Regions from separate parts of the Homo sapiens genome. Here all the other regions are linked to region 3. Evidence: chromatin loops called from intact Hi-C (ENCODE). Cell type or tissue: MCF 10A. All regions are shown on one strand. Region 1 overlaps SYNE1 (spectrin repeat containing nuclear envelope protein 1). Region 2 overlaps PLEKHG1 (pleckstrin homology and RhoGEF domain containing G1). Region 3 overlaps AKAP12 (A-kinase anchoring protein 12).

The links. Hi-C counts contacts between places; a loop is a spot of excess contacts. Peaks named below come from ENCODE experiments on the same cell type or tissue, not always from the same donor. Only the 100,000 strongest peaks of a DNase experiment are listed, where the experiment ranks them.
Region 1: it touches region 3 in a loop (8-fold over the local background); 2 of 110 quality-filtered maps call a loop at or near these places.
Region 2: a loop joins it to region 3, with 21 times the contacts of the local background. A loop is called at or near these places in 15 of 110 quality-filtered maps.

The regions. Positions count from the first base shown.
Region 1 is chr6:152,265,051-152,273,050 of GRCh38, forward strand. SYNE1 (spectrin repeat containing nuclear envelope protein 1) reads right to left here. Exons shown (of 146, transcript NM_182961.4): 99 at 4,105-4,236; 100 at 3,006-3,115. Among named protein-coding and RNA genes, the nearest start is that of SYNE1-AS1, 110 kb to the right of the region's middle. In MCF 10A, a CTCF peak has its summit at 3,399 (motif pointing left); no DNase peak of the experiment used is centred here.
Region 2 is chr6:150,813,301-150,821,300 of GRCh38, forward strand. PLEKHG1 (pleckstrin homology and RhoGEF domain containing G1) reads left to right here. Exons shown (of 17, transcript NM_001029884.3): 12 at 4,883-4,916; 13 at 6,379-6,474; 14 at 7,895-7,933. Among named protein-coding and RNA genes, the nearest start is that of MTHFD1L, 48 kb to the right of the region's middle. RefSeq lists enhancers at 60-159, 400-549. In MCF 10A, CTCF peaks have their summits at 1,998 (motif pointing left) and 4,709 (motif pointing right); DNase peaks (open chromatin) are centred at 821, 1,991 and 4,701.
Region 3 is chr6:151,331,777-151,339,776 of GRCh38, forward strand. All of the region lies in intron 3 of AKAP12 (A-kinase anchoring protein 12), which reads left to right. Among named protein-coding and RNA genes, the nearest start is that of ZBTB2, 56 kb to the right of the region's middle. In MCF 10A, a CTCF peak has its summit at 3,237 (motif pointing left); a DNase peak (open chromatin) is centred at 3,235.

The DNA.
Region 1 (8,000 bases), 930 kb after region 3:
ACACAATTAGCCAAGCATAGTGGTGGGCACCTGTAATCCCAGCTACTCGAGAGGCTAAGGCAGGAGAATCACTTGTACCCGGGAGGCAGAGGTTGCAGTGAGCTGAGATCGCATCACTGCACTCCAGCCTGGGCAACGCAGCAAGACTCTGTCTCAGAAAAAAAAAAAAAAAAAAAGCAATAGTAACAATAATAATAATGGCAATGGCAATAGTGCAAATATCCAGCAATAAGAAAATGGGTGAATAAATTATGTTCACAAAATAAAATACTATTAAACAGTTAAAATGAAGAACTAGATCTATATCTCAACATGCATATATCTCAAAAAATAATGGCGAGTGAAAAAAATGCCAAAACATAATTGATACCTTCAGTTGAGTGTCTATAATATTAGTATCTGAATTTTTCTATTTTCTAAAAATTATTTTTAAAAAGCTTTGAAGTTCCTATGAGGTTAAATTTCTTTATTGCTTTTTTCTTTTGTGGTAATAGCCTATAGTATAGCACTTTTAATTCATTTGTATTTACATAAAAATTTGTAATAAAACCAGAGGAATATTTAATATTTATAGTCTTACATTTAATCATTGACACACGTACAACACCAGTAGCAAACCTTTTAAAACATAGCCTTTTGTTCCCCATGAAAATTATTCTTCTTTCCTTTTATATTGACATCAACAAATTTCCAGTTGTTTTTCCTTAGTAATCTTGGAAGGCACCCTCCATCAACCCTCGACAAGTAACATAGTACTTATTCCTTACACGGCAAATGTGTGACTCTATAAAGTAGGTCATGCCCTTCCCACAGAGGTTTCCTCACACAAACCAAGTCACATTTATAGTCTTAGAAAAGCAGCTGGCAAGTTAAGGGCTGAATATCAGGCTTTTTCCTAGCAAGGTTTATATATATATACATATATATTTACTTTGGAATGTAGATATCATTAATTCATGGTTAATTGTTTGCCTGGTACCCAAAGGCTTGAAAACAGGCTGAGCTGTTATCAACTGCATATAAAGGTGAAGTTTCTTAAAAATTTGTGTAAAAGTTAAAGAATTTATAAGTAGTCTTTAAAGTGGATCTTATATAGAAAGCCAGTACTGCACTGCAAATTTATTTTTAAAATATTTTTTATATTTGAAAGAGTAACTTACAGTTGTTTGTATTTCATTTAGGTCCTTTCCAAAGCTAAAGGCCAAGGAAAGAAAAAAATATATATGGTAATAAAGTTGCAGAAGATCCCTTCTGCTCCTTTAGTGATGATACATACAGAGAGGAAGCAATGCTGGATGGGTTCTTTGTCAAAATATTTGTTTGGCAAAAATATTCAGAAAACTATGCAAGATAAGTAAACATTTTAGAGGACCTGGAATGTAACGTGAAGGCAAGTCTTGGCTCAATCAACATGAAAGAAACAGTCTCACTTCGGGTTTATTACAGACACATATTCATGGTCTAATCAGCATCTTTAAGCATGATACACAACAGACAGTTTTTAAACTCCTTTATATTTTTAAGGCAATTTTTACAGTTTTAGGGTTATTTAAAGTCAGTCCCTGCTTATAGATGCCATAATACTATTCATTCCTATTCTTTTACATTGATATTTATTAGCCATGTCAAAACTTTCACAGATTTTTGTTTTGTTTTCCTTTTCTTGAATGCCTTCCTATTTCCTACATTTTTTGTCACAATATATCTGCTGCAATTGCATTTTAGTTTGTTTATTCTCCTATCACTTGCCCTCAGAATTCGTATATATGTATATATGTGTGTGTATATGTAACAGACTGTACGTAGTCAGCATTGACGTCATATGTCAGCACTGATTAAACTGCAAAAAAAAAGTTTAATTCCTATGTCGTCCATCTCTAAAATGTTTTTTTTATTATTGACGGTCTATTCTAGTTCTTATCTACACACATACTCTACTTTCAACTTTATATCACATTTTTACTTAGCATCATACATTTATTTTTTGATACGGTTACATCACTTTTGGTTAAGATTATATATGTATAAAATTTTCTTCAACTTTTTTATAGTAGTGAGCATTTATGTCTTTTTAATTATTTGGTATTACAAATAATATTTCCAAAACCACCTTCATAATACATATTTCCTCCTTTATGTTACTTCCCCTAAAAAATGACTATTCAGAAATGGGAAATGGAGTCAAAGTTATTTGCCAAAGGATACTACCAAATTACAACTTTTAGTAATACATAAACACAGAGGTTGCATGAAAACTTTTTTTTTTATGTTTTAGATTTCAAAGAAAGTTTTCCTGTATATCCTCTCAGTTGACATTCATAATTATCACAAAACTTCTGTGATGACCTTAGTGGATTATTATTCTAAATTCTACAGAGGAGGCTCACAGTCGAGTGACTTTTCCAAAGTGACCTTCGTGGAACTAGAATAAAACTCAGACCTGCCTCAAAATATAGTGGTGCTTCCACACTGCTGCAATTCCTCTATGACCTTTTAAATAAAAGTCTTCAACTTGAAAATTCTCCAACTTCCTTAATTTTTCTTGACTCTTCTGTGTAGAAGACTTTGAAAGTCTTCACTCCAGACCAAGATTTCAAAATATTTAACGGGCCCCTGCATTTATTTTTTAGAATGTTGTTAGGGCAAGATAAGCTCTTACAGAGAGAATGCTCTCCAGTGAGATACAATCATTCAGTTAGAAACATCATGCATCTCATTTATAATGCATTTCTTATTCGATTAAAAAGATGAACTCATGAGCATCTTTGGACAGATAGGCTGCGCAGGCTGGAAGGAGGGCAAACAAGTAAGCTTACTACAGGCGCTATGCTCAGGCAATGCAACAGAATGTTCAAAATGCAGGTACATTTACTACCCTAAAGTAAAAATAAGATGACTAAATTTTGCAGAAGATGTTTAAAATAAAATTTTGAGTGAGATGTTTACTTTTCTTCAAATGTCAGGGAAACACAATGAAGAGAAAATGGAAGCATTTTGAAACATACCCAGCATCACCAGAGGTCTCTGCCGCCGAATGTTGAATTAGAATCTCCTCTCCACGACTGGCTACTGAGCGAAGGAGACTCTTCTGCTCGGCTAATTCCTGTTCTAACTCCTGCTCAAGGGAAAGGACAAACGCAAACACATTTGCTACTTTATGATTATTGCCTACAATCATAGTTCTAGCTATAAAATTCTCAGAGAACTTCGGTAGTGAGCTTTTAAGTTTGCATATTGCATAAAGCATGAGGTTTATGTAAATATTCAAATGTGTCTCCAAAGTACTCTGTAGTGTTCTTTTGCTTTGATACAGGATACCTCTGAAAAATCTGGGGGTTAAAAAAAAAAAAAAAACCACCAATGGGAAAAGAAAATTTTGCCGGGCAATAGTGCCCTCAAGTGGTACAAAATGTACTCTCATTTTTCAAAATCAATATTGTCATGCTAAAAGGATAGATCCTTGGGAAAAGTGGCTTTTTAAGTTCTCCACTTAATTGATAAATTAGGTTATCAATAGATTTGGCTTTAATTCTTCATTATTTATAATAAATCCTCTTGTTATTTGAGAAAATAAAATATTTGAATATGCTTTTTACATACAGTTAAGGTACCAATGAGAAATCATTCTTATTCATCAAAGTTCATTTGTTTCACTAGGCAACAATTAGCAATCCTATTTTGTAACGACATCTACTTGAAAGTAAAAATACAAACTGCATTCATTAAAAAAAATAACAAACATGCAACTTACACTTTCACCAAACCTCAAAAGGCTTTCCTGAGATTTATATTAAAATTAAATAGATTCAGAGGGCAAATCTGAAAACAGAATAGGTATCTCTGGTAAAGAAGATGAGAGCCATGTTACACTATTTGTAAACCTAAACACAAGCTTTTCTTAAAGACTGGATTTTCAAATGACCAATCATCCCAGTGGTCATGAGTCAATACACTGAAACACCAACATCTTGCTTCATTCAAAGAGAAGATAAAGAGACACTCTGTCTTTAGTACAGAAGCAACTTGTCTGTCCTTCTGAAATATGCCTCTCAGGTTCTTCTCTGGGCAGATCTGCAAGCTAGAGAGAGGTAGGAAACACTTTACTTTTTGTTGCTGGAGACTGCTCTGCCGCTGCTGGGTCCATGTGGTGCGAGCTTGGGCCAGCCATTCCTGGACGCCGGGGCTCTGCGTGGCTGTTAGGTCAACATCGCTCTCCTCCTTCTCCTGTGCTGTTCCCTGCTTTTAACGAGGCAGAAATCAAGTCATGCTACACACCGGAAAACCTTAACCAAAGGGGAGAGAAGGCTACTTTGGTGTGATCTATGTAATGATACCAAAGTGGCTCCACTGGGATGTGAAACCACATTTTTTAAAAAAAACAGTAACACAAAACCCATCTAAGTTATGGCATTTGCAGGAGCAAGAACAACATACAGATAATCACACATAGAACTGTTTGAGGGGAAAACCCATATATTTAGAGGTTAGTCTTTTAGCTGACCAATGTGGTCATCAGATATTCCAGATTTTTTTTCCACAAAAACATAACTCAAGATCCTTTGATGAGTTTGTTTTTTAAGTCACACAAAGGTAAACTGTTTCTCAAATGATCATTACCCACAATAATTGTGTCTCTCCCGTGAAAGCATTACCCTGCCTTATGTCACTTTCTCTAATCCAGGTCCAGACAATGAAAGATTTTTAGAATAATCTTCCTAAAAATTTTTCTAAAAGATTATTAATCAAAGACATTTTAATGTCTTTGAGAAGCAAAAAGTTCACTGTTCTGTAAGGCATCATACTCTCTGGAATTCAGTAAGAACTTAAATTTGATTCTCAGTTCATATGGGAGAAAATGTACTGCAGCATAGAGGCAAGGAGTCTAAACAAGGGTTTCCCAGGCCGGCTGGACATCCTCTGTTCCACCTTTCACAGACCAGGTCTTGACCTCTATGTCACAGAGCCTCACCTCCACCACAGTAACTCAAGTCCCAAGACACTGAACTAGGCAGGAAGCCTCATCCCTGATACTGGTCTGTGTAAACCTTCTGTGTCTACCCTACTAGGGCGATAGATTTAAATTATTCCTAGAATTCTCTATCTTTGAGAGTCTGCTGTTTATATAATAATATTTATAGACTGACCTACATAATTAATAGACTGTACTCAAAGATGAAAACTCTTTAAGAGTCTTTCTTTCAGAACCATCAATTAGCACATTAAAAAAAGTCATTTACTGTGGGCACGTGTGGTTACCATTTTACAAATTCAAAGCTTAATTGAGCCTTGAGAGGTCAGTGGTGTGATTATTAAAGGTGAGATCTCTGAAAAAGTACCCTTCACTCCCTCCATCACCATCACCAGAAACTGGCCCATTGCTAAGCTGGCTTGGAGAAAGTCTGACTAAAGGAGAAAGACCAAAGTAATGACTCAGCACCTAGGCAAGAGTTGATCCTTCCTGCCTGATTATTCTAATGGAATTTGAAAGGCCCTAAAATGTTGCACATCAAATGGGATTAGTTCTGAATGAGAGCTTTTCTACTCACATAGATTCATCTGTCAAAGGATAAATTATAATTTCAATATAACTCATTCACTACTTAATAAGCACTCACTAGACACTGTTCTAGAAGCTGGGAGTGTTTTGGAAGCCAGATGAGGGCCCTGGTGGGGAGTTAGACTATAAACAAACAGATAACTGAGCTGAAGATAAGGCCTACAGAGACTGATAATGGGATAGAAAGTTTTAGGGAGGCCTAAGGAAGCATCTTTAGAAGAGACAATTGCACTCTGCATGACGAGAGACCACCAGCCTTGCAAAGATCTAGAGTGAGGGCATTCAGACCCAGGGAACAGTTGGCACAAAGACCCTAAGGTGAAAGAAATTTGCCATTTCAGAGAGAACAGAGCAGTGAAGAGGACAGCAGGGCTGGCGTACCATGGGGCAGAGGAAGGATATTTTACAGGTTGCTTCCACGGAGGAGCCTCCTGCCATCTATTTCTGGAGCTGCTGCTCGCCTGCCCCTGGTTGTTCTTTGCAATGTCTGAGCACAACATGGGACCCAGCCATTCCAGCTCATCCAACCTAACTGCCCACAGAGACCCTTCTCTCGCTCTCCTATTTTCAGAGTTTTATACTCACCATTTTAGGGAAATAGATGGGATCTGTTTACCTTTCTGTTTCTTCTTTTTTTCATTAGAATCTCATGATTAAATTGTCTAATAGACTTTATCTTTATCTTTGCAAGGCGGTGTCGGTGCTTGAAGCTAAATGAACAGTAAAAACCTGTAGGTAATAGTATATAAAACTTTCTCCCAGATTCTGAGCCCACCCGAGCTCAGAGGTACTTCCTTTCCTTTCAGATGATCCAGCCAGAGATTGCAGTTTAGGTAGAACAACGGGGGTGCAATGGTCTAATATATGCTAGTTGCATTTTGCAAGACCTTCAGAATGGGTGACTAGTGACACTAAATTCTCCACCTTCTGCGGAATTTCTCAAAGATAAGCAGTGATTTTCCTAGAGATGGGAAGTTTGGGTGGATGGGCATTCTCCCAGAACTGGAACCCATGATTTTCTGCATGAAAACAGATTCTCTCTCATCTAAGACTCCACCACCTTCTAAGAATAAGCTCTAAAAGATCCTGGTTCTTCCAAGCAAAGTTGAAACAGCAGTTCAAAAGGAACCCATAGAAAATGGCCTCAAGAAATCAGTGGACGAGACTGAAAGTTGTCCCCATCAGAGCTGCTCCAGCTGCCAAAGTAGTGGCCCTGGCCATGACCTGCTGACTTGCTTTTGTGGGATCCAGGCCACTTCCTCTCTGCTTTTCTCTTCAGCAAAAATTTGTTTTTCAGAGCCCGGCCTGAAGACTCCCTTGGAAAATTCTCCGAGCCCTGAGCCCAACACGCTCTTCTACACCAGTTACTATGGTCTGATTGAGAGAGGTTGGCTCAAGTTCCTTACACCAAATTTGGATTTGGAACACTGACAATCGAAATGTTAGGTCTTAACAACTTCCTCACTTTTATATGCACAGATATATATTCAGATTCTATGCGGTTAGACTCAGTTTTTCAGTGAGTGAATTTTTCTCTGAATGATTTAGTCATTGTGAAACATAAGACTTGGACCACAGGAAGCAAACCATGATTAAGAATCCAGTTCAAATTTCATTCTCTTTCCCCTGGGGATAAGAAGGTGCAGCCAGAAGGAATGTAATTATGGTAATTACTTTCTCTGAGGTGTGATAACAGTTTTCTGCCATGCCTAGGGAATGCAGAGGTTAGGCGGTTTCTGTCACCAGTCCCCACTGGGTGGGGCTACATAAACTTTATTTTGGAAATACTAGAACAGTAACCACTTTTGCCAGGAACATTCCTTGGAAGATGAATGAGGACTGGGCAGTGCTAAACATTACATAAAACATTTCTTTATAAAGCTTTTTATTATTTTATGGGGCAATCTCTCTGTTCTTTTAATGAATGATAATGTGTGAAAAAGACCCAGCTTCATGAAGATACCACGTAATTCAGGAGATCTTACTACATGCCCTTAAGATCTTCACATAGAGAAGCAGTCTATTTGATAGGAAACAAAAAAGCATAGTCATTCACTGATACCCATGCAAGTCAAATTAGTTAAAAGGAATGGAGGTAAGAGGTATTACCATCTCCCAGCTTCAGTAGCACTAAGTAATGGTGTGCTTACAGACTTAGGAAGGTATTCCAACCCTCCTGAATCATCCAAGCCCCAATTAAAGAGCATTAACATTGCTGAGGGCTGCATTTAATGGATGATTTGTTTTCTGCAATTAACTTTAGTTAATTTCAGATTAACTCCAAATTATTTTTAGTTTTCTACATAAAGGGACATGATCCTTTTCATGGCAATAATAATGTAAACAGGGCTCCTTTTCTTCCCACAGATGGAAAAACAATCTTCCAGGAAGCTCTAATTATTTTAAAAGATCTAGTAATATTTTATATGCTGGGAACTTCATT
Region 2 (8,000 bases), 520 kb before region 3:
TCTCAAAAAAAAAAAAAAACAAAATGGACCAGTCACTAGAGATGACTAGAATAGCCTGTGAAAGACATCAAAGACCCAACTGAGGCTGGCCCCCATGAATCAGTGTGATGACGTCATTTCAAAATCTGCTCAGCAGCTTGGAAACTACTGGTGAAAACCGTGGTGTGTGTGGGTTCCTCCAGGTTGGGAACCGGCAGAGCTGGTAGGGGAAGGTTCCCAGGGCGGGGGTGGGGAGGGTGCCAGTGAGCACGCAGTTGCAGTAATTGGGCATGACATTAGGCTGAGTGAAGAGGAAAACCAGCTGGCGACAGAGGCGTGGGGTGAGGGACTGCAGTATTGTCATAAAGCCCGGTTCAGCAGGACTTAATGTGAGAGAGAAGGAAATACCCTAATCTGTAATTGAAGAAGGGACTTTTGGAGTCCTGCCTTAGAGGTGGGACGGTTTTGAGTGTGATCAGGTTCTGGAGGTGGCTCTGATTCTGTGCTGCTGCTCTGGAGTGGAGGAAAAGGTCATTAGAAAGTGGTCAAGGAACTAGGGTGGTGGGTGGATTATTCACATGGATGGTGAAACAGTCCAAGTTGGGGCTGGGAGGAGTGAGGTGGAGCAGACAATGGGATGATGATCATGAAAATTGAACTGGGTGGAAAATAAGGGCTGAGATTTCTGAGAAAGGGGACAGTCTGTTTTGTTCTCTGTATATTTTGACAAGCATTTGAAGCTTGTTCTCAGGACTGCCAGCAATGATTTGGTCCTCAGGAAATGAATGTGCATAGGTGTGGACTTGGACCTAAGCATGAGTTTTCATTTCGTCAGGGTGTTATGAGATGAAAGGGAGCTCATGCAGAGAGGGGACTGCATTTTCTTTATGATTAGTCATTTTGTTGCTGGCCTGGTGCCTTAGAATGCCCTTCTGAGCAATGGCAGAGTATCTTTGATGGGCCCCACCCATTGTTTACCTGTCTGCTGGGAAAATCAAAATTGCTAACAAGATTCTGAAAGGCAGTTACAAAATGAGACCCCCTTACATACCTGTCTTTCTCCCACGCTAGGCGTGTGTGCCTCAGGAAGTTCCCTTTAAGTATTCAAATGGTTAATATAGTCAATATAACATCGTACTTTCTCCCCAAGTTGTCGATCCTTTCTATCTAAAAACATCTTTTCAGTTACAACTTATTGAGCATACACACTGTGCTGAGTACTTTATATTCTTATTTCACCCTCACCAAAATATGTTATGAGGTAGTTCTTATTCTTCCCATTCTAGAAAAAATAAAAACAGAGGCTGAGAGACATTAAATAAACTGCCCAAGTTTATATAACTAGTACATGACCAAGCCTGGATTGGTCTATCTGGCTCCAAAGAGCATCCTAACCACATTATTCCCACTGGCAATAAAAACACCTTTTTTTGTTTTGTTTTGTTTTGAAACAGCGTCTCACTCTGTCACCCAGGCTGGAGTGCAGTGGTGCAATCTCCATACAAGAAAAAGCACACTGCCACCTCCACCTTCTGGGTTCAAGTATTCTTGTGCCTCAGCCACCCGAGTAGCTGGGACTACAGGCGCACACCACCACACCTGGCTAATTTTTGTATTTTTAGTAGAGATGAGGTTTCACCATGTTGGCCAGGCTGGTCTCGAACTCCCGGCCTCAAGTGATCCACCTGCCTCAGCCTCTCCCAAAGTGCTAGGATTACAGGCACAAGCCACCACACCCAGCCTCAAACACGCTTGTCTAATATACTTTATTCACTATAATGTAATCATAATTTTCTATTTAAGCAGGATTATCATTAAAGTGAACTTTCCACATCTTTCCTCGAGATTATTTCTTATTTTCCTAAAGTTTTCAAAATGTATTTCTATTATTTCTGTGAAATGAATGCATAGTGGGAAATTTTAAACATCAAGAAATGTATCACCAGTCTAATAATGTCAACACAGCTGTGGGAAACTCATTAGTTACAGCCTCCCAGCTGCCTTCCGTTCTTTTAATTCAATGATGGTCCTTGGCTGACACCTAGTGGAAATCCTGGAAACAGTACTTTAAAAATTAAATGTCCAGACAAAAAAAAATTCTTGAAGTCAGCTTTACAGATACCAGGGAACTTCTTGGAAATAGCCATATTGCCCATTAGTATATGTGGTAAATAAATTTAACTCTTCTCCAAATTAATTGAAAATAAAGGTGAAGGTATTTTGCATTTTATATATTAGTATGTTTCTGTAATTGCACTTCCCAGAGAGAGACTGAGCTAACATTTGTGTTTGCAAGTAATTTCAACTCATAATCTCAAACTCTGAATGTATGAGAGAGATAGCTATCAGGTTACAAAAATTGAAGCATTTGTTTTCTCTAAGGTGACTGTGTTGAGGCTCCCCCAAGCCCCACACTTTTTCACTAAACGTGATCGCCACTTAGCCGAAATATTTGTACTGGGATATCACAGATGGTAGCAAAATAGAGTAAAATTATTTTAAAAGTTATTTTTAGCATAGTGTTTTGTAGGTTAAATTATACTACCCTTAAAAAATGAAAATAACTTTAAAGAGGCAAGAAAGGCTACAATCCCCTAGGACAGTGGTCTTCAACCTTTTGGGCACCAGGGATTGGTTTTGTGGAAGATAATTTTTCCACGGATGGAGGCAGGGGGAGGCTTTTGGGATGATGAAAGCACATTACGTTTATTGTGCACTTTATTTCTATTACTACATGGTAATATATAATGAAATCGTTCTACAGCTCACCATAATGTGGAATCAGTGGGAGCCCTGAGCTTGTTCTAGCCCTGAGCAACTAGACAGTCCCATCTGGGGGTGATGGGAGACAGCGACACCCCAAGTGTGTTGCTTATGTCCAGTCTGCTCTCATCTTATTTTGGTCACTGTCACTGCAGAAAACCCTGCTTCACAAAGATAGGATGTTGGAAATGGAAGCAGGCTTTTGTGCTTTTGTGGCAATCTCAGGATATTCGCCTGGACTTTAATCCAGAATGTAAGGAGGTTTGAAGTTGTCTCAAACATACTTTTTTTTTTTTTTTTTTTTTTTTTTTTTTTGAGATGGAGTCTCATTCTGTTGCCTAGGCTGGAGTGCAGTGGTGCTGCAACCTCTGCCTTCCCAGGTTCAAGCAATTCTCCTGCCTCAGCCTCCTGAGTAGCTGGGATGTCAGGCACACACCACCACGCACAGCTAATTTTTGTATTTTTAGTAGAGACGGTTTCACCGTGTTGGTCAGGCTGGTCTTGAACTCCTGACCTCGTGATCTGCCCGCCTCAGCCTCTCAAAGTGCTGAGATCATAGGCGTGAGATACCACGCCCGGCCTCAAACATACTTTTAAGGCCACCAGATGCAGCTGTACAATTGAAGTACATCAACTCACTTGCCACGATAAAGCCTGCCACCAGATGCAGCTTAATTGCTCCTTGACACTCACTGACAGGGTTTTGATATGAATCTGCAAGCAATTGATTTATTATGGTCTCTGTGCAGTCAAACCTCTCTGCTAACGTTAATCTGCTCCTCAGTGCTAGCATCACTGCCTCAGCTCCACTTCAGATCATCAGGCATTAGATTCTCACAAGGAGTGCTGCAACCTAGATCCCTCGCATGCATAATTCACAGTAGGGTTCACACTCCTATGAGTATCTAATGCTGCCACTGATCTGATAGGAGGCAGAGCTCAGGCTGTAATGCGAGCCATGAGGAGCCACTGTAAATCCAGACGAAGCTTCTCTCGCTTGCCCACCACTCACCTCCTGCTGTGCGGCCCAGTTCCTAACAGGCTACGAACTAGTACTAGTCTGTGGCTCGGGGGTTGGGGACCCCTGCCCTAGGAGAGTGGGTGGAACTCACCAGTTGAGCTGATCATTGAATCCTAATGACCATTCTGAAAGAGAGGCTCCCTGATCCCACTGTCCAGTTGAGCTCGGAGAGCACCCACCTAGTGAAGTGCCTGAGCTGGGATCACAGACATTGTCCTTCAGGGCCGTCTCACTCTGGGAGATTCTGGGGCACACAGAAGAGATGGGAGGTGCAGGGAGTTGGGGAAACAGAGAGACTTAGCTCATGATAATCACAGCATTCTGCAGGAGGAAAGACAACAATGAGAGGAAACTTCCAGCAGCCATTTTGCAATTAACTCAAAATAGTTACAAGGCCATAGTGTCATGGTGAGGGCTGGTGATAAAGATACCAGGCTCCGTGCCTTGAGCTTTTGAGTCAGTAGATCAGGGTTGGGTGGCAAGAATCTGCATTTTTTTTTTTTTTTTTTTTTGAGACGGAGTCTTGCTCTGTCGCCCAGGCTAGAGTGCAGTGGCTCAATCTCGGCTCACTGCAACCTCCGCTTCCTGGGTTCAAGCGATTCTCCTGCCTCAGCCTCCCTGTTAGCTGGGATTACAGGCACCCGCCACCATGCCTGGCTAATCTTTGTATTTTTAGTAGAGACGGGGTTTCACCATATTGGCCAGGCTGGTCTTGAACTCCTGACCTTGTGATTGTGATCTGCCCGCCTCAGCCTCCCAAAGTGCTGGGATTACAGGCGTGAGCTACCGCGCCCAGCCGAGAATCTGCATTTTTAATAAGCTGGCCAATGAGTGCTGATGATCAGCCAGGCTTCGGAACCAGCCTCCCTCCCTCCTCTTTCACAGGATTGGGGGTGCAGTCTTAGCTCCGGTGCCTTGATGGTGTAGCAGCTATTACCCACTTGAGGGCGCTCATCTGCTTGAATTCCCTGCACTGTGTGTAAATGCTTAACATAAATAGCGAGTTTTTAAACGTTTTTAAAAATCTATTTATTCAGGTGGGATAAGATCTGTGTTGAGATTTGGAGTTTAAAGAAAAAAAAAGCAATTGGAATTACAGCTCTACTTTCTCTCTTTCAGGCCAAGCAAGCAATCCTTGAAATGGATGCCATTCGTAAGTTTTATTTCCTTAAAACAATTTGAAATTTCATTGTCTGTTTGTATCTATCACATTTTCTATCTTAAAGTTCATGAAAATGTCGATTGTTAGAAAATAGTATCTCTCTATTCACTGTTTTCACAAATTGGGTAGACAGTATAATCCCTTCTAAGCACATTGACTTGTTTCTACATTGGTTCTCCCAGGTTTATCTGAGTCCCTTGATGGCTGGCCACTGTTGGGGTTTCTGCATCAACTAACAATGTCAGTTATGTCTCCAGGGTCAACTCTACCCCTACCCCTGCCCCAACCTCTACCACCACCAAAAACCAGAGCTTAACAATGCATTTCTCACTTCATCCCTAACAAAATGTTGATTATCTGCAAGAATCGCAATCACTTCGTAGTATTGGTTTTCCTGATGCAGCAGAAACTTCTAAAATCACAACCACCCCACATATGTGCATATATTTCTAGGCTTACAAAAGCAGGAGAGAATAAATGTTACAGGTCCTTCCTATTAAATAAGACCTTATTCAACAGCAGTTATCACATCTTTGTTATTTTTCAGATTAAATAGAATAAAAAGAGAAAACAGTGGCTTTAAATGCAGTCAGGTCTGCTGGAAACTTGTACTGAAAACACTTCTACTTTACTTAACCCTTTCATAAGACCTTACTTCGAGGAATCAAGTGCAAACGTTGATTCCCTTCCCTCCAGCCTGGCACTTGTTAACTCCCCAGGGGGAAAAGCAGCATCAGCAAAGTGGAAACAGGTGCATTCCCACCATCGCTGCAGCTGAGGCTCCCATCTCGCATCCAACAGACCCGAGAAATGATGCCCAGAGCTCCCCAGCGGAGTGCTAGGCTGTATTCTCTAGACATCAACATTTTACCTGCAGAAATTGCCTTCGGATTTTTTTTTTTTTTTTTTGGCCGGGTGTGGTGGCTCACGCCTGTCATCCCAGCTAATAGACTCCTAGAAGTCCCAATGTAAACAAAAAGCCCTGAGATACATATACAGCAGCAATTATGGGAGGAGGATCATATCCATGTCAGATGAAAAAGAATAAATCCATATAGGCCGGGCATGGTGGCTCACACCTGTAATCCCAGCACTTTGGGAGGCCGAGGTGGGTGGATAACCTGAGGTCAGGAGTTCAAGACCAGCCTGGCCAACATGTTGAAACCCCATCTCTACTAAAAATACAAAAATTAGTCAGGCATGGTGGCACGCGCCTGTAGTCTCAGCTTCTCGGGAGGCTGAGGCAGGAGAATCACTTGAACTTGGGAGGTGGAGGTCAGCAGTGAGCCGAGATCATGCCACCGCACTTCAGCGTGGGTGACAGAGCAAGACTCTGTCTCAAAAATAATAATAATAATAATAATAAATCCATATAAATCTACACTAGCCATAACCATTTTCTGAGAAGCCCCTGACACCACAGTCCCACTGATGCACGTGGTTATCTTTACAGATCATCCAGGCTTCTGTTACAGTCCTGAGGGAGGGACGAAAGCACTGTTCGGCTCTAAAGAAGGTTCTGCTCCATATCGGCTGAGAAGAAAATCTGGTAAGTAAGATGTTGTCATAAAAATTTAATTCTAATGGGGGACTGGCAATGAAAGTCCCTTTGAGTCTGACAAAAGGGAATGTTCTGTCTGGTTTCTCAGCTCACTGCCGGTCTGAATACATTTGCGGCTGCCTTAAGATGGGACTCATGAGCTTTTGATCTAAAACTCTTTTCTCTGTAATCCTAGCACTTTGGGAGGCCGAGGCAGGTGGGTCACCTGAGGTCAGGAGTTCGAAACCAGCCTGGCCAACTGGAGAAACCACATCTCTAGTAAAAATATAAAAGTTAGCCAGGCGTGGTGGTGTGCGCCTATAATCCTAGCTACTTGGGAGGCTGAGGCAGGAGAATCGCTTGAACCCAGGAGACGGAGGTTGCAGTGAGCCAAGATCGTGCCACTGCACTCCAGCATGGGCGACAGAGTGAGACTCTGTCTAAAAAAAAAAAAACCTCTTTTCTACTTAATGTTTCCCAGTGACTATCAAGCATGCCAGTCAACTAATTTTGCTTTGTACATCTTACCATTGACATGCAGATACTTAAGCTGTATTTGCTGTTGCTAATGAAAAATCACGTCCTATGAGTGACACACACAAAAGATTATCCAAAGCTAAAATTTTAATTCATATTTGCTGCACCAGACTCCATGAACTATTGTCTTAGTTCAGACAGGTTTGGGGTTTTATTTGAAGCAGTCTTTATTCATTACCCACTTTATGCTTTGCTAAGGACTAGGAATGCAAGGATAAATAATCCACGTGACTCCTGCTTGCAAGGAGCTCATGGTGCGAGAGACAAAAAATGCAAATAAGGCCGGGCGCGGTGGCTCACACCTGTAATCCCAGCATTTCGGGAGGCTGAGGTGGGAGGATCACCTGAGGTCAGGAGTTTGAGACCTGTCTGGCCAACATGGTGAAACCCTATCTCTACTAAAAATACAAAAATTAGCCTGGCATGTTGGCAGATACCTGTAATCCCAGCTACTCGGGAGGCTGAGGCAGGAGAATTACTTGAACCTGGGAAGCAGAGGTTGCAAGGAGCCGAGATCGTACCATTGCACTCCAACCTGGGAGACAAGAGTGAATCTCAGTCTCCAAAAAAGAATGTACAATTGAACATCATCAGCTTATAGGTGTTAGTGAAGCTGAGGAAGCTGCTCTGCTACTGACAGGACTGAAAAAGTCAGATTTTGCTTTTCTGTTGGGTGACTCCTGATAACACAGCATAACATTTATTCTACCATTTTAGCAGAGTGAATGTCTTGCTCCTGTGTATCTCTGAGCAATGGGGATTTTGTTAAATTTGATACAAAAGTTATAGAGCTCTGTTAATCTGTCAATAGGCTCATAATCCTCTTATAAAGAATAAAGAAAAAGGTTTGATTTGGTTTTGCCAATGATGCTGGCTTTGTTTTGTCTCCCAGAACCTTCCTCACGGTCACATAAAGTTTTGAAGACCAGTGGTAAGTCGTAAAATATATTTTCCTGTTTCATTCTTGTTGATATTCACTAAATCAAACCACACAAAAA
Region 3 (8,000 bases):
CGGGAGGCTGAGGCAGGAGAATGGCATGAACCTGGGAGGTGGAGCTGGCAGTAAGCCAAGATTGCACCAACGCACTCCAGCCTGGACGACAGAGCGAGACTCCGTCTCAAAAAAAAAAAAAAAAAGTTTTGTTTTGGAGTACTAGTAGCACGATCATAGCTCACTGCAGCCTGGAACTCCTGGGCTCAACGATCCTCCTGTCTCAGCCTCCCAAGTAGCTGGGACCCTACTGAGTAGCACGTCCAGTTCTGGGTCTGTTTTTTTTTTTTTTTTTTTTTGAGACAGTCTCGCTCTGTTGCCAGGCTGCTGGAGTGCAGTGGCATGATCTCAGCTCACTGCAGCCTCCGCCTCCCAGGTTCAAATGATTCTCCTGCCTCAGCCTCCTGAGTAGCTGGGATTACAGGCGCCCGCCACCACATCTGGCTAAATTTTTGTATTTTTAGTAGAGATGGGGTTTCACCGTGTTAGCCAGGATGGTCTCGATCTCCTGACCTCGTGATCCGCCCGCCTCGGCCTCCCAAAGTGCTGGGATTACAGACGTGAGCCACCGCGCCCGGCCCAGCCCTGCATCTTATATGCACTATATCCATGCAGAGATCCCTCCTTCTTGGGTATATTCAGAAAATTAAGTGAATGAAAGCTTTCTCTACATCTTCTTTAAAATTATCATATCTTTTCCAAGTAATGTTTTCAGCATATTGACCCTGTCTCACACAAGCATGTGATTAGGTGTCTCCACCCAGAAGAAGGGTATAGAAATATTTGGTTTCTGTAGTAATATTCTCTTGAGAAACAAGGCATGGATGATGTTGTTTCACTAATGGTTGATGTCGAAAGCCCTGTCAATACAAGACTGTATCACACATGGGTATGTGGCCTGTTGGAAGGATTAGTCTTTTTCCTGCGCTTTGAAGTGTCTACAGGGTGGGAAAAGACCAGTGACTAGCAGGACAGTACGAAGACGGAGGTGCCTGTGAATTCGGGCTCCAGAGGCTTCTACGGGGGACACACCGACCACTCCCTTTAACATTTTGGCCATCTTTGTGACCTAGTGGGATGCTGGAATTGTTTCTGGCCGAACCTCAGCACCAGTGAGTACGTGAGCACCACGACTGGGCTTTCTGGGCATGGGAGAGACTTGGGCGGATAGCAGCGTGTTTAAAAATGGCGGGGTCATTCAATCACACATGAGTTAAAAAACTATACATTGTGTGGAAAAGACCACTCCAAAATCAGAGGAGGTTTTAGGGGCACCAAAAAGTACATCCACATATCAGTGATCCCAAATCAAAGATGGAGCTTTTTGGTTTTCCTCTTTGTAGCCAGTCGGACAAATCTAAGGCAGATGAAAATTCCATAGGAGTTTTGAATTAAAAGAAGCGCCCTAACGGAAAGCTGTGATGAAGGGTGGTTGTGAATGGATTCCACTGTGCCAGGCCTGCACGGGTTAGCACTGGCTGCCTGTCCTGGAAGCCCCCTCCATTATTTTTAGAGGCCTCTTATCAATCACTCCCTTCACTCCCAGCAGTGGGAGTGGGTTGAGCCTCTGGTCTGAGCCTCTCCTGCCTGCCGCCCCCACATCTTTTAGGCTATTTTATAATGCATTTAACAGCCTCCCGCTGTGTTCACTAAGCTACAGTCTTTAACTCATTCACAACCAGCATGCAGGGAGCATGTAAAAATACTTTCTCAGGCCGGGCGCAGTGGCTCACGCCTGTAATCCCAGCACTTTGGGAGGCCGACATGAGCGGATCACCTGAGGTCAGGAGTTTGAGACCAATCTGGCCAACATGGCGAAACTCTGTTTCTACTAAAAATTAGCTGGGCATGGTGGCGGGCGCCTGTGGTCCCAGCTACTCGGGAGGCTGAGGCAGGAAAATTGCTTGAACCCGGGAGGTGGAGGCTGCAGTCGAGATCGCACCACTGCACTCTAGCCTGGGCAACAGAGCAAGACTGTGACTTCAAAAAAAAAAAAAAAAATGAAAGGTTTCTGCTCACCACAAACTAGAAGGGAATGATGGTGGTCTTGTTTGGGACTCTTTACCTGCAGCAAGAACCTGGGAAATGTGGGGGTGATTTTGGTGTGTCATGTACAGTTGGGCTGGGGAAAGCGAAAAAAGTGAAGAAGAGGAGGTGAGGAGGGGGAGGTCAGCACAGGAAGAAGGGTCCTGGCCACCTTTGACCCATACTTGGGGTAAAGGACCTGCATCTGGCCAGGCTCTGTGGCTTATGTCTGTAATCCCAGCACTTTGGGAGGCTGAGGTGGGAGGATCACTTGAAGCCAGGAGTTCAAGACCAGCCTGGGCAACATAGCCAGTTCCTCCATCTCTACAAAAACAAACACAAAACAAAAACAGAAAAGGGATCTGCATCTTTACATGGTGCAAATAAAGAAAACTAGAAGATAGGGAGTTAACTTGAGACATACTATTATGTGCTCCTTTTCTCCCCTTGAAATGTTGATGCAGGAAGTCAGGGTGGTAAAAAATAGGCACAATGTCACATTCAGCTTCACAAGATTTGAAAGTGCATCTCAGCTGGGAGCGGTGGCTCACGCCTGTAATCCCAACACTTTCAGAGGCCGAGGCAGGTGGATCACCTGAGGTCAGGAGTTCGAGACCAGCCTGGCCAACATGGCTAAACCCCATCTCTACTAAAGATAGAAATATTTAGCGGGGCGTGGTGGTGAGTGCCTGTAGTCCCAGCTACTCAGGAGGCTGAGGCAGGAGAATCGCTGGAACCCTGGAGGCAGAGGCTGCAGAGAGCTGACATCATGCCACTGTACTCCAGCCTGGGCGACAGAGCAAGACTCCGTCTCAAAAAAATAAAAAAGAGTGCATCTCAACTTTTTTTTTTTTTCTTTGAGACGGAGTCTTGCTCTGTCGCCCAGGCTGGAGTGCAGTGGCGCGATCTCGGCTCACGGCAAGCTCCGCCTCCCGGGTTCACGCCATTCTCCTGCCTCAGCCTCCCGAGTAGCTGGGACTACAGGCGCCCGCCACCATGTTCGGCTGATTTTTTGTATTTTTTTAGTAGAGACGGGGTTTCTCCGTGGTAGCCAGGATGGTCTTGATCTCCTGACCTCGTGATCTGCCCGCCTCGGCCTCCTAGAGTGCTGGGATTACAGGCGTGAACCGCCGCGCCCGGCCTTCAACATTTTGTATTGGCGATTTTCAGTGACTTCTGGTCCTGAAAATCAAGAGCTTTCTGGTTCAGCAGAGCTGAAAGCTGTTCAATACTGCCCTCTTCTGTCCAAAACTCATTCAGGCATTTGGACAATGATTTTATACTCGGGAATGTTTTTGACAAAGCGTGATGGTGAAAATTGGACATTATCTAACCATGGGGACAGAAAAACAAATTGTGCAGCCATTAGGTCTTAGTTTTGAAGACTTTATTCAGAAAACAACACAAATAGTGATTATCTGGATGTTGTACTTATGAAAAATTTTCCCTATTCTCTGTATTTTAAAGTCTTCTACAATTTATACTGATTATGTTTGGAATTGGCAAAAAGTAAAATAAGTCGTTCTATTCTGAAGAAAACAAGCAAAAATATTAAAGTTTTTGTTATTTTTATAGAAAGCCAACTGATACTTCATCCTCATAACCAGCCTTAGTGTCCTCACCTATAATGTAAGTGACTTATGTTATAGGTGAGGACACTAAGAACAGAGATTTTCATTTTATTTTTATTTTTACTGTTGTTTGTTTGTTTGTTTTTGAGATGGAGACTCACTCTGTCACCTGTGCAGTGGCACGATCTCCACTCATTGCCACCTCCACCTCGAAAGTTCAAGCAATCCTCCTGCCTCAGCCTCTCAAGTAGCTGGGATTATAAGATGCACCACCACGCCCAGCTAACTTTTGTATTTTTAGTAGAGACGGGGTTTGACTGTGTTGCCCAAAGCTGGTCTCAGACTCCTGACCCCAAAGCGATCCTCCTGCCTCGGCCTCCCAAAGTGCTGGGATTACAGCCCCGTGAGCCACTGCACCTGGCCTTATTTTTCGTTTAGATTCAGGGGATACATATATAGGTTTGTTACCTGGATATATTGCATAATGGTGAGGTTTGGGCTCTAGTGTACCCGTCACCGGAGTGGTGAACATTGTACTCAATACTATTTTTCAACTCTCACTTCCCTTCCACCCTCCCTCCCTTTTAGAGTACCCAGTGTCTATTATTTCCATCTTTATGTCCCTGTGTACTCATTGGTTAGCTACCATTTATGAGAATATGCAGCATTTTACTTTCTGTTTCTGAGTTATTTTACTTAGGATAATGGCCTCCAGATCCTTCCATGTTGCTGCAAAGGACATGATTTCCTTCTTTTTCATGGCTGCATAGTATTCCATGGTGTATATGGACCACATTTTCTTTATCCAGTCAAACTTTGATGGACACTTGGGTTGGTTCCATGACTTTGCTAGTGTGAATAGTGCTGCAAGAAACATACAAGTGCAGGCATCTTTTTGATAAACTGATTTTATCTCTCTTGGGTAGATGCCAAATAATGGGATTGCTGTGTGGAATGGTAGTTCTGTTTTTTGTTCCTTGAGAAATCTCCATATTGTTTTCTATAGCTCTCTTACTAATTTACATTCCCACTGGCAATGTATAAATATTCCCTTTTCTCCACATCTGTGCGAACATCTGTTGTTTTTTGACTTTTTAATAATAGCTATTTTGGCTAGGCACAGTGGCTCACATCTATAATCCCAGCACTTTGGGAGGCTGAGGCAGGTGGATCACCTGAAGTCAGCAGTTCAAGACCAACATGGCCAACATGGTGAAACCCCGTCTCTACTAAAAATATAAAAATTAGCCAGGCGCGGTGGCATGTGGCTGTAATCCTAGCTACTCGGGAGGCTGAGACAGAATTGCTTGAACCCAGGAGGTGGAGGTTGCAGTGGAACTGAGATCACACCACTGCACTCCAGCCTGGGCGACAGAGCGAGACTCTGTCTCAAAATAAATAAATAATAAATAGCCATTCTGACTGGTGCAAGATTGTGGTTTTAATTTGCATTTCTCTGATAATTAGTGATGCTGAGAATGTTTTTGTATGTTTCTTTGCCGTTTGTATGTCTTCTTTTGAGAAATGTCTAAGAACAGAGATTTTGCCCAAGGACCCGGTGCTAGTAAGTGGTACAGCTAAAATTTAAACACCAGTCTGTCCCCAGAACTTCTGCTCTTTAATTTTCTTCCCCTCTGCCTGAATTTTTTTTCTCTCTTTGGTGGGGGAAAGTTAAGTCGTTTTCTTGTTGTTTAATACGTAGATAAAATTTATATTATGGTATGTAATGTGAAGCAAATATCGGATAGCCTCCTCTAAAATCAGGTTGGGTAAATCATCACTCTATATTTTGTTGTTTTCTATAATTTTTAGTAGTTACCTGCAATTCCGAGTGCATTCTTCCAAGTGATTTTTTAAAAAAAATAACTTCAGGCCAGGTCCGGTGGCTCACACCTGTAATCCCAGCACTTTGAGAGGCCAAGGTGGGTAGATCACCTGAGGTCAGGAGTTCGAGACCAGTCTCTACAGTTTAGTAGAGATGTGGAAACCCCGTCTCTACTAAAAATACAAAAAATTAGCCGGGCGTCGCGGCGGGCGCCTGTAATCCCAGCTACTTGGGAGGCTAGGACAGAAGAATCGCTTGAACCCAGGAGGCGGAGGTTGCAGTGAGCCGAGATCGCGCCATTGCACTCCAGGCTGGGCAATAAGAGTTTCCGTCTCGAAAAAAAAAAAAAAAGAAAGAAAGAAAGATAACTGTAAACATACAGAAAGTTGGAAAACTAAAATGAATACAGAGAACACCCATACCCTTTACTCAGATTCACCTATCCCAAATAGTGGGATATTGTCAACATTTTCCCTCGCTTGCTATATTTACTTTCTTTTTGTTGGGAAAACAAAACAAACATCAGTCCACGGGTTTCTGTTATAAGTCATGTAGGTATGAGATATATTAATAAATTCACTGGAGAAGGCTGGGCACAGTGGCTCACACCTGTAATCCCAGCACTTTGGGAGACTGAGGCGGATTGCTTTGAGCTCAGGAGTTCAAGGCCAGCCATGGCAAAATCCCTGTGTCTACTAAAAATACAAAAACTAGCCAGGAGTTGGTGGCTCACACCTGTAGTCCCAGCTACTCGGGAGGCTGAGGCTGGAGAATCGCTTGAGCCCTGGAAGCGGAGGCTGCAGTGAGCCAAGATGACGCCATGGTACTCCTGCTTGGGCGATAGAGGGACACCTTGTCTCAAAAAATTAGGGAAGCATTTGAAAGTAAGTTATATACATCATGGTCCTTTACTCCTAAATATTTCAGTGTGTATTCTCCAAGAATAGGGATATTCCCTTTCATAACCACAGTACAGTTATTGACAGTTATCAATATCATACATTTACGTTATTACAGAACTTTTCTATAATCTGCTTCTAATTTTGTCAGCTAATCTAATTATGTCCATTTTAAAGCATTCCTCTTTGCATTACAATATCCACCCTAGGGTCAGAGATTTTGTGTTGTCGTGTCTTTTTAGCTTCTTTTAATCTGGAAGACTTCTATAGCTTTTGTCTTTTAGACTTTGATATGTTCAAAGTATAAGTTCCCTCCCCGTTTCTACTCATTCCTTATTTGATGTTTCTTTTGCCTATATCAATTTAGGTTAGGTTACTCATTTTTTTTTTTTTTCCCCGAGATGGAGTCTTGCTCTGTTGCCCAGGATGGAGTGTAGTGGCGTGATCTGGGTTTACTGCAACCTCCGCCTCCCGGGTTTAAGCGATTCTCCCACCTCAGCTTCCTGAGTAGCTGGGACTACAGGCACCCACCACCACGCCCGGCTAATTTTTGTGTTTAGAGACTGGGTTTCACCATATTGGCCAGGCTGGTCTCGAACTCCTGACTCCAGGTGATCCGTCTACCTTGCACTCCCAAAGTGCTGGGATTACAGGCGTGAGCCGCTGCACCCGGCCATAGGTTACTCATTCTAAGCCAGAATCCTGCAGAGGTGATGTTGTGTCCTTCTCAGGGTATTGCACGCGGTGTCCATCTGTCCCTTGTAGGCTGATGTTAAGGTGTTTTCCAATTTCTCCACTGTAGAATTGGGCTTTTCTCCCTCCCTTTCAACAATAAGCATGTAAATATCCTCTCCTCTCCTCCATTTAGCACTTTAGCACCCATTGATTCTTGCTTTATCCAGCTTTCACTTTGATGGATGCTCGGGCCGATCTTTTGAATCACTATCTGTGAGTGGGTGGGTAGGATTTATGCACTCTTTTCAAAACGATGCATGACTGTAACTGTGAATAAACTCTGCCTTTCACACTGAAATAGAATTCAAATTGCTGTCCACATTAGACATAAAGCAGTTTTTCCATCTAAGTGTAGGAGTTGACATATCGAAATACTTGTTCTTGCCATAAGTGGCGCTTATGAACTATAAAAAGTTGTAATGATTTATGGAAAATAAGAATGTTTATGCTTTAAAAGTGTATGAAATTGACTTTTCTTTCAAAAAGACAAACTGTGTATTTTGCTCCTTTAGTGCCTTCACTCTAAGCACTACCCAGCCAGCCTTTGGCCCTCCTGAGATACCACACACCTATATGACGTTGGTCAAGTCATATGACCGTTTTTAAAAAGACTGTTTTTAAGAGCAGTTTCAGGTTCACAGCAAAATTGAGTGGAGAGTTCGGAGAATTCCCATGTGTCCCTTGCCCCAACGTCTGCATAGCCTCCCCCAACCCTTATCAACATTCCCCACCAGAATGGGTCATTTGTTACAATCAATGAACCTGCACTGACACATGGTTATCACCCAAAGTCCATAGTTTACATTAGGGCTCACTCTTGGTGGTGTACATTCTGTGGATTTGGGCCAATACATAATGATGTGTACCCACCATTACAGTGTCATGCAAAATGGCTTCACTGCCATAAAAATCATCTGTGCTTCATGTATTCATCCCTTCCTCCCCCAACCCCTGGCAGCCACTGCT